2 separate regions of the Homo sapiens genome follow, and region 2 is linked to region 1. A link is a contact called in ENCODE Hi-C or POLR2A ChIA-PET data. All regions are on one chromosome and are shown on one strand. Each heading gives the region's core, a stretch centred on a gene start or an enhancer-like site at or near the end of the contact. The rest is flanking DNA. Distances are from core to core; before and after follow the strand shown. Region 1 overlaps LINC00970 (long intergenic non-protein coding RNA 970). Region 2 overlaps LOC107985745 (a long non-coding RNA gene).

Region 1 (4,827 bases), core at 1,902-4,401:
CACCAGTTATAGCTGAGTGGTTTTCTCAACCAGCTCCCTGTCTATAGTAATAAAGGGGGAGTCCAAAGGTCTCAGACTTTCATTTGTACTGTTTCTGTTCCTTTCTGTGCAAGTTAATATGATTCTTTTAAAAACTTTGTGAACTATTGGCATATTAACTTATAATTTATCCCATTAGACAAACAGCCACAGCTGCAAATCTCTCTGAGCTAAGTCTTTCTCCACCTTGGGCTCCCTGTAAGGCTGTTATGGAACAGTGACCTTAAGATTCCTATAAGTCCTATTTTTAAATAGAGAGGGAGGCAAGCTCCCAATTGCCTCTCTGTAGTGAAAACAGAGTGAATCCTGGAGGAACAATGAGGCAGGGAAGCTGAACCTGGCATTTTCATTCAAAGTCAAAAGCTACAAGGAGGGTTGCAAGTGGTGCCTCTACTGGCAGAAGTCAAAGTCAAGCCCTCTCTGGAGGAAGGGTCACCAAGTCAGACCCATAGGACTCACATCTCTTTAAGCTCAAGTGATGAACCAGTGAAGATGACCAAGCACACAAGAAGTCAAACCACTAGTGACAACAGATTTAGACACCCAAGAATTGCAAATTACGGAATTGTCAGATTTTAAAAAAATAATTGTTATGAATGAAATCTTAAATGAAATAAAATATTTGCTGCAATAGCAAAAATGAGCATACAAGAAACCACCAGCAGTGAACAATCTTAAAATACTACTCCAACTCCTGACCTCAAGTGATCTGTCCACCTCAGCCTCTCAAAGTGCTGGGATTACAGGCGTGAGCCACCATGCCTGGCCAGCCTGGTCAACATGGTGAAACCCCATCTCTACTAAAAATACAAAAATTAGCTGGGTGTGGTGGTGCGTGCCTGTAGTCCCAGCTACTCGGGAAGCTGAGGCAGGAGAATCGCTTGAACCCGGGAGGCAGAGATTGCAGTGAGCCGAGATAGCACCATTGCACTCCAGCCTGGGAAACAGAGCAAGACTCCGTCTCAAAAAAAACCCAAAAAAACAAAACAAACACACAACAACAAAAAAACAAAACTACTCCACAAGTTGCTTATTAACTTTAAAAAGGAGTGAATAAAAGGTATCTCCAAATGGAGAAATCTGGTGGAACCGACCTCACTATGTGATCAAAGTGAACATCAGTGTTGTAACTCTGTGCTATGTTGTGCCTGCTGTGGTGATGCATGGAGAGGGGCACAGTGTCATATATGCAGTATTCCTGCCCCAAATGTTTAATTGGAATCCAAGAATGAGGAAACACTTCGATTAATCTATATTGAGGGACATTTTACAAAACAGTTCAAGAGTGGCTTGAACTCTTCAAAAATGTCAAGGTGAGGCTGGGCACAGTGGCTCACACCTGTAAACCCAGCACTTCAGGAGGCTGAGGCAGGTGGATCATCTGAAGTCAGGAGTTCGAGGCCAGCCTGGCCAACATGATGAAATCCTGTCTCTACTAAAACTATAGAAATTAGCCGGTCATGATGGCGTGCACCTGTAGTCCCATCTAGTCAGGAGGCTGAGGCAGAAGAATCACTTGAACCAAGGAAGTGGAGGTTGCAGTGAGCCAAGATCAGGCCACTGCATTCCAGCCTGGGTGACAGAGCGAGACTCAATTGCAAAAGATTAAAAAAAAAAAAGTTACGGAGATAAGAAATTTGTTTTTAAAGAGGGGCTCAGGACTATTCCAGATTTTTTTTTTTTTTTTTTTTTTGAGACAGAATCTTGCTCTGTTGCCAGGCTGGAGGGCAGTGGCACAATCTCCTTTCACTGCGACCTCCGCCTCCCGGATTCAAGCGATTCTCCTGCCTCAGGCTGCCGAGTAGCTGGGACTACAGGTGCCCGCCACCACGCCTGGCTGATTTTTGTATTTTTGGTAGAGATGGGGTTTCACCATATTGGCCAGGATGATCTTGATCTCTTGACCTCGTGATCCGCCCGCCTCGGCCTCCCAAAGTACTGGGATTACAAGCATGAGCCACGGCGCCATGCCTTGTTCTAGATTTGTAAAAACTAAACAAATAGAACAGCTAATGGAATGAATGATTATTGATTCTATCCTGGATTGAAAAATAAGAAAAAACATTTTTAAAAATATTACTGTTGGAACAATTGGGAGACATCAGAATTTGGCCTATACATCAAATAATATTATGTTTTCAATGTTAGATTTCCTGAATGTGATACTTGTATTGTTGCTATGTTGGAGAATGTCCTTGTTCTTAGAAGACATGTGTTAAGATATTTAGGTAACAGTAATTGAATTCTCTGTGAAATGAATTCTTAAATGGCTTATCAAAAAAATATTTGTGTGAACATGCAAGTGTGTGGAGAGAAAGAGAAAAAGCAAATGTGGTAAAATGTTAACAATTAGTAAATCTAGATAAAGGGTAAATGAACATCATTGTGCTATTCTTGTAACTTTTCTGTAGGTCTGAATTTTTTTAAAGAAAGAAAAGTTTGGGGAAATATTAACCACTACAAAGCAAAAGTAGAGTGTATCCAGTTAACTATTAGTATCAACACTCCCACAGATATGTTGGGGCCATTCCTTTCTGCAGGCCAAGGCGGAGCTCAGCCACTCCAGACAAGGCACATGGAGATGAGGTCACTTTGCCAAGGTCACAAACACCATCACTACATTGCCAGAACTTCCCTACCCGCATGAAAATATCTCCTTGACCTTGGCTGAATTGGAAAATTTATATAAAGGATTCTGCTCCCTTTTATATCATTAACTAATCTGTTGTACAGATTAAAAGATTAGAACACACAAAAACATAAAACGAAATAAATTTAGGCATGCTAGAGTGGAGAGATTCAAGTTGATGCTCTCTGGCATTTTTCTTTCATTCCTTTGATGTTGTTTTAAAACTGTTTGGCCAGAGAGAAGGAGAGAGGGCAAGAAAAGAAATTAGTGCTGCTATGAATAACTGCAATCAACCACCAATTTAGGGAGTCACTGGAGTAGAACACTTCTCAGATGTCAGTGTTTCTCAGCTACACATTGTCCTTTCCTTCGATTATCACTGGCATGTCACCATATTCTGCAAATCTCAGCACCACTGCACCTCCGGCCCACTGGTCACTCATGCTTAAAAGCATGCGGCTGGGGGAGTAGACTGGGGGGACGGCCTCAGCCAGACCACTGTGGAGCCAAAAGAGTGCGTAGGGCTCTGTAGTTCTACTGGCTCAAAAGAATTATCTGTACTTGCATGGCCTTGAGGAGAGACAGGACTGTTGGAGACAGATAAGATTATTTTCTTTTTCCCTCTCTCCAGTGAACCAAACACAATTCCCATTCTGGCTTCCCAGACTCAGGGCTCATGTTTGAGCTTTTCTTTTCTCACTTCTCTTGGTCAGAGGTGATCACTTTTGCAGCTCATGACACATGTGTGATTTTATGTACAATACCTTAAATAGCACTTTTAGAAAATCTGTTTTCTGGCTGGGGGCGGTGGCTCATGCCTGTAATCCCAGCACTTTGGGAGGCTGAGGCAGGTGGATCACTTGAGGTCAGGAGTTCGAGACCAACCTGGCCAACATGGTGAAACCTCGTCTATACTAAAAATACAAAAATTAGCCAAGCGTGGGGGCGCACGTCTGTAATCCCAGCTGCTTGGGAGGCAGAAGCAGGAGCATCACTTGAACCTGGGAGGCGGAGGTTGCAGTGAGCTGAGATTGCGCCACTGCACTCCAGCCTGGGTGACAGAGTGAGATGAAAGAAAGACAGCAAGAAAGACAAGAAAGAAAGAAAGAAAGAAAGAAAGAAAGAAAGAAAGAAAGAAAGAAAGAAAGAAAGAAAGAAAGAAAGAAAGAGAGAGAGAGAGAGAAAGAAAGAAAGAGAAAGAAAGAAAGAAAGAAAGAAAGAAAGAAAGAAAGAAAGAAAGAAAGAAAGAAAGAAAGAAAGAAAGAAAGAAAAGGAAGGAAAGAAAGAAAGAAAGATCTGTTTTCTGGTTAGCCTAAAATGGCTTGTTCTGGAGGAGATACTGACTGTCCCAAGAAACAAAGCCTGCTACGTGCTGAGATTTTGTAACTCCAAGTTCTTCTCAGAAGCAACTTGTAGACTGCATAGGGTTGCATGGACTATTGTCAGGACTCCCCTTTCAGGAAAACCATATTGCAGGGAGGACTGTGGGATGGTGAGTGTTAATGAAGGGCCTAGAAAGCTGAACTGGTAGAGAGATTCGTGACTGATAAGAGATGATGGGGTTTTGTGCGTTAACACAGAGATACTACGGTACTTCTCTTTCTGCTTCTGTCTCCGGGAGATAAGTTAGGCACAAAAATGACCCAAAAAAGCATTCTACTCATCTCTTCCCACCTCTTCCCTGCACAATCATCCCTCTGGTAGCACAGGAGCTAAAACCAAGTCACAGCTACCACAATAAAGGGACTTAAGCACTCAGTGAATGCGTAGCCGAACTCTGGCTAAGGTTAACTTGTTTCCATTCACTAAGTCAGATTAAGAAGAAAAATAAATCAAAGTTATCCTTATAATCACATATTAATTCTAAAAATAATTGTATTTTCACCCCCTACAGCGTGCTAGGTAGGTTTGGAGATGCAAAAATAAATAGCCCACAGCCCCTTCTCTCAGGTCGCTTGTCGTAGAATAGAGATGAGCCTTCCTGAAACCAGGGTAGTAGAACCACTAGAAAAGGAGAAAAAGACAATCTGGAAAGACAGGATAAATCATGAGGCAGCATCCAGCAAACATGGGAAGAGAGAGGGTCTGTACCCAGGGACTGGAAAAGGGACATCTCTTCCACAGAGACACAAGGGAAAGAGGAGATAGTAGATCATTTT
Region 2 (4,872 bases), core at 2,169-4,668, 650 kb after region 1:
GCGTGAACCCGGGAGGTGGAGCTTGCAGTGAGCCGAGATCGCATCACTGCAATCCAACCTGGGCGACAGAGGGAGACTCAGTCTCAAAAAAAAAAAAAAAAAAAAGTCATGTTAGATCCAGAGGGGTAGCAACTGGGGCTGGGCTGTCAGTCAACTCAGTCAACTCAGTCAACTCTGCTCCCCCACAGGAGATGCCAGTGATGCATTTTCATGGCCAACATTGTCAGTCAGCATCATTGAATTACTCCTGATTATAGAGACACAGCTGCAAACGATTCCCCATTAAATATGATGTTTCTTGCAATGTTTGGAAGGTACTCCTTTTTAGTAAGGGAAATCCCCTCTTCTGGCTTGCTGAAAGTTTTTTCTTTCCATTTTAAAAATCGTGAATTCCTTTTTGCAATATTGAGGTGGTTATATGGTTTCTCTTCTCTAATCTGTTAATATGGTGATTTAATGGTTAGAAATTTTCTAATGTAAATTCCACTCATATTGCAGAAATAAACCTAAACTGAGCATGAGGCTATATTTTTTATTTGCTTCTATATTTGGTTGCTATACAGTATTATGTTTAAGATTTGTTCACATATATTTGTGAATGGGATTGGACTATTTTTCCTTCTTGCCGATTTTTATCTGGTTTTTAAATTAAGGATATTTTAGACTTATGAAATATTTGGCAAACAATCCTTGGCAAGTAATTTTTTGGGGAATTTGTTTTGGCTATTTTGAGTATTACCCAATATATTTTAATTAAGTTATTCTTAATGTTTTCTTAATTAAAAAAATTACCTACTCTAGAGATATTCTTTATGTACTCCAGATTTTGTCTATTTATACCACTTTTCTTTTTTCCTCGATGAGTGTCATAGATGTTCATCTATTTTTTTATCTTCTTTGATCTTCTCTTATTCCTTGTTTCTATTAACTTCTGAAGTTTATTATTTTCTTTTTTCCACTTCCTTATGGTTTATTCTTTCAATTTTTCTCTAACTTCTTAAGTTGGGTGTTTAATTTTTAGCTTGCTTTGCTTTTTTAGGATAAGCATTAAAACTACAAATTTTCCTTGTTATTCTTTTGCTGCACCCCAAATTGTTGATATTTCTATTGTCTAATTTCTATTCAATTAGAATACTTTAAAGTTTCTTTTTGGTTTTTAAAAACTAACTTTTTAAATTGACAAATAAAAATTGTGTATATTTATTGTGCACAGCATATGGCTTTGAAATATATGTACATTGTGGAATGGCTAAATTTAGCTTATTAATGTATGCATTATCTCACATACTTATCATTTTTTGTGGTGAGAGCTATGTGACTTTTGAACTTATGAGTTATTTAAATATTTTTAAATTATTAAGCATATTGGGATTTTAAGTAATTTACCTTTTTATTATTAACTTATAACAAGTAGAACAGTTAACCTGTATGATTCTACATCATTGAAATTTATTGACATTTGCTTCATAGTCTATTATATGGTCTACTTTTGTTCATGTTACATCTGTAGTAGAATTGGCTAATAGTTGAGTAAAGTACACATATGTCTATGAAATCAAGTGTAATCCAGAGAAAAAGAGAAATTTACTGAATATATTGTTCTAGGTGCTATTATATGTTGTCATGTTTAATCCTCACCACAATTGTATGAGGCAGCCATAATTAATTCCACTTTACACATGAGGAGCCTGAGGGTTAAAAAAAAAGCTAGCTCTACTATTTGTAAAGAATGAAGCAAAGATACAAATGAAGGCCCACATATCCTATAACTAGATATTTAAGCATTTTAATTCAAGCTTTAAAACTGCTAAATAAAATGTGCTCCAATTTCTATATTGACAGACATACCTTCCTAATGAGCTGGGGTTCGAATTTAGAAATCTTTGATGCTTCAGAGTCCACACTGAAATGTGGAGGCACATAGTGAGTTGGTCCCCAGCCTTCAGTCCACCCACCTTCTCTTTACTAAATCACCTTTCACATACATGTATGAACACCCCAGCCTCCAAGTCCAAACCCTAAACAAAATGGGACACCCTTGTGCATACACAGAGACACAGCCCATCCTCAGGAAAACCTGGAAAAGTCCATACAAGTTCTGGAAGCAAGCTTGGGACGGTTTCAGTAGTGTGGTCTATAAGGGAGGCCTCAGAAGACAGGTTTTCTTAATTCTGTGAACTTCTCCCACAGTAGAAAGGGTGCTGGAGGAGGGTCAGAGTGAGGACTTCTAAAGCATGGGTCCTGAGTAGGGGCCACTCTTGCCCAAGTCTAAGAAGGGTACTAGAATAGCACACTACTACTAGATACTAGAACCCAGATACAAGCACAGGTCTTCTGAAATTAATAATAATAATAACTATTACCATTATTATACCAGTAGCTGTCATTTATTTAGTGCTTATTATTTGCCAGTCACTGTTCTAAATTCTTTACATGTATTATACAACTGCCATATAACTGCCATATGAGGGATGTACCCTCATTGTCACCATTTTACCGATGAGAAAACTGGCATAAAACGTTTAAGTAACTTGTCCAAGTTACAGAGCTTAGTGAAGCCACAATGTTGCTCAATTTGCTCTCAAACTTCAAAGGGATGGGAAGGACACCTAAGTCATAGAGTCTTTAAGAATCAGAGCTAGAAGGAATCTTAGATGTTATCTAGTCAGCCTCCTCCCATTACAGTCCAAGAGAAGATGGCCCTGAGTTACTTGTAGCTATTTTTGCATGTGAATTGCAAGTGAATATACATTCTACTGAAGATAAAAGATATTTAAAGATATCGCTGGATATAGGAACAGTGGTTTTAAATCTCTAGGCTTTAACTTTTCTCAGAACAAGAAATCCTTTTTGGTTTTAATCTATATGCACATCTGTATTTTTCTCAATTATCGGGTAGTAAAATATAACTTTTCTTCTGTAATATTTTTTAACTTTAATGAGTGTTCCTCATAATAGAAAAGTTTGGAAACCATTGCTATGGGTATATACTTTCTAAAGGGATAGTAATTTCTCTAGAATATTCATTTAATGCTCCAGAAGTAATTAGCACAATTGTGCAAGTCTGTGCATCATCAACTATACATTCTGCCTGTTTACTCCAAATCCACATGAAACTGATTATACAGTCAAAGGCGAGCCCAGTGGAGAGGCATTTTTGGAGACTTCCTGGTACATTGAGACAGGGTCGGCCAGTCTGCGTTAGGGTCTTGGTCAAAACTGCATTTCTGAAACTAAACTCAGATTGCTTTCTTTTAAGGGGTCAGAACTGATTCAAATCTACATTTTTAAAAGCCTTAGATGTGGGGCTTTTCCTATTCCCAGTCTCCGCTATTGGTCTTTGTGAATCCACAGGCAATTTGGCCACATCCTTGACTCTCTCTTATATTAAGAATTAAACAGCTAAGTTCATGCAGAGGAAATATAACAAAGGAGGGACTTTCCTACAAGATCTTTGAAAAATGGAACATTTGCATAAGTCATATTTAGCCAGAACTGTTGTTTTATATTTTCCTTTCTGAATACTTTGTTACACCTCCTCCCAGCCAACCCCCCCCCTCCCTGACCCCAACTAGTCAGAGACCAAAGCCTTCACAATGGTTTACACTTGAACCTTCCTGGCCCCACCCTCATCATCACGCCTGAATAATTACATTCACTGACTGGTCTCCCCTGCTTCCGTTTATCTCCACTCCTAAACCCTCTGACACCTTAATCTTCCCAGAATACCATTGTGATCCTGTTCCACTCTTGCTCAAGTTTTCCCAGAAACTAGAGTACAAACTTTATAAGCTTTAGAGTTGAAAGCCACTCTATCTCTTTTTCATCCCCAGGTCTCTGCCAAGGCAGTATAACCTGTCCAACATCTCTAACTTCAATACCTTTGTCTTAGATACTAGACTCTCCTCCTGGTTTCTAATTAAACCTGATCTAGGATCTAATTTTGCCTCTGAATTCTGTTGCCCTTTGCCAAGTGATCTCTTCCTCCTCTGAGCCGCAGCATCTCTGAGCTTGCACACTTAGCATAGCCATAGCACACACAGCCTTAGCTTGCAGTTCAGGGTGTTTACCTTCCCTCCCCTTCCAGATGCTGGATCCCCAGGGATAGGAACTCTGCCCTTATGTGTCCATAGCCCCTGGTAGTATGTCTTGCAGTCGTACATTTTCAGCAAATGTTTAATTGGTTAATTGAAGACAACTGTCCCATGCCTTAAGCCTCTCTTTTTGCTAAACATGCCTGTGTCCTTTGTCATTGAACAACTATTTTGATCTATTTTCTTCCTGACATAGGGGTCAGTTCCGAGGATGCTGAAATCAAGAGACATAGCTTATTCTCTCAAAATTGCTTTCAAGAGTGATTTTGTTGTGAATTGAGAACTGGCTGCCTACTTTTGGACTACCCACTTCAGCAAGAGTGTTTGAAACCAAATCTATTCTAAGTAATTTTTTATTCCCTTTTCTCTATGGCATTAGACACACAGCTCTTTTAAACTACCTTTCGTTATCTATTAAACAGACATTCAGTAACTCTATAGACACTGTCTAGCTATATGAACTTAGACAAACTAATATCTCTGAGCTTCAGTTTCTTAAAATTTAAAATGAGGACAATACCATCTATGGCCGGGGATTAAATGCTATGAGGAATGTAAACCAGATGTCAGGTACCATCTCTCTAAAATCCAGATAAAATGAATTAAAAATACTGGCCGCAAACCCTCTCTAAGAGTTCTCAAAATTCTCAGAGAGCTTAATTTTCATGCTCACCATAGCACCGATTTTCTTCTAAATATTTTGTTTCTACCAAAATATTTTGTCCCAATTTTGCCTTTTATGGCTATTTCTTCATATCCACTTTCCCAAACTAAAGAA

The links. Hi-C counts contacts between places; a loop is a spot of excess contacts on that map. ChIA-PET counts read pairs that join two places held with the same protein, here RNA polymerase II (POLR2A). Pooled maps may share reads with other maps.
Region 2: a pooled map shows a loop between it and region 1 (2.7-fold over the local background). The contact joins two enhancer-like sites. A Hi-C loop is called at or near these places in 7 of 37 single-sample maps with no recorded cell type and 3 of 50 pooled maps. POLR2A ChIA-PET finds 5 or more read pairs at or near these places in 1 of 52 experiments (OCI-LY7).

What each region holds. Positions count from the first base shown.
Region 1 is chr1:169,025,105-169,029,931 of GRCh38, forward strand. All of the region lies in intron 3 of LINC00970 (long intergenic non-protein coding RNA 970), which reads right to left. Among named protein-coding and RNA genes, the nearest start is that of LINC00970, 59 kb to the right of the region's middle. Within about 2 kb of position 3,152, at least 4 of the 41 ENCODE cell types and tissues checked have a DNase peak (open chromatin) inside an H3K27ac peak, as active enhancers do.
Region 2 is chr1:169,677,278-169,682,149 of GRCh38, forward strand. All of the region lies in intron 1 of LOC107985745 (a long non-coding RNA gene), which reads left to right. Among named protein-coding and RNA genes, the nearest start is that of SELL, 32 kb to the right of the region's middle. RefSeq lists an enhancer at 3,208-3,457. Within about 2 kb of position 3,419, at least 5 of the 41 ENCODE cell types and tissues checked have a DNase peak (open chromatin) inside an H3K27ac peak, as active enhancers do.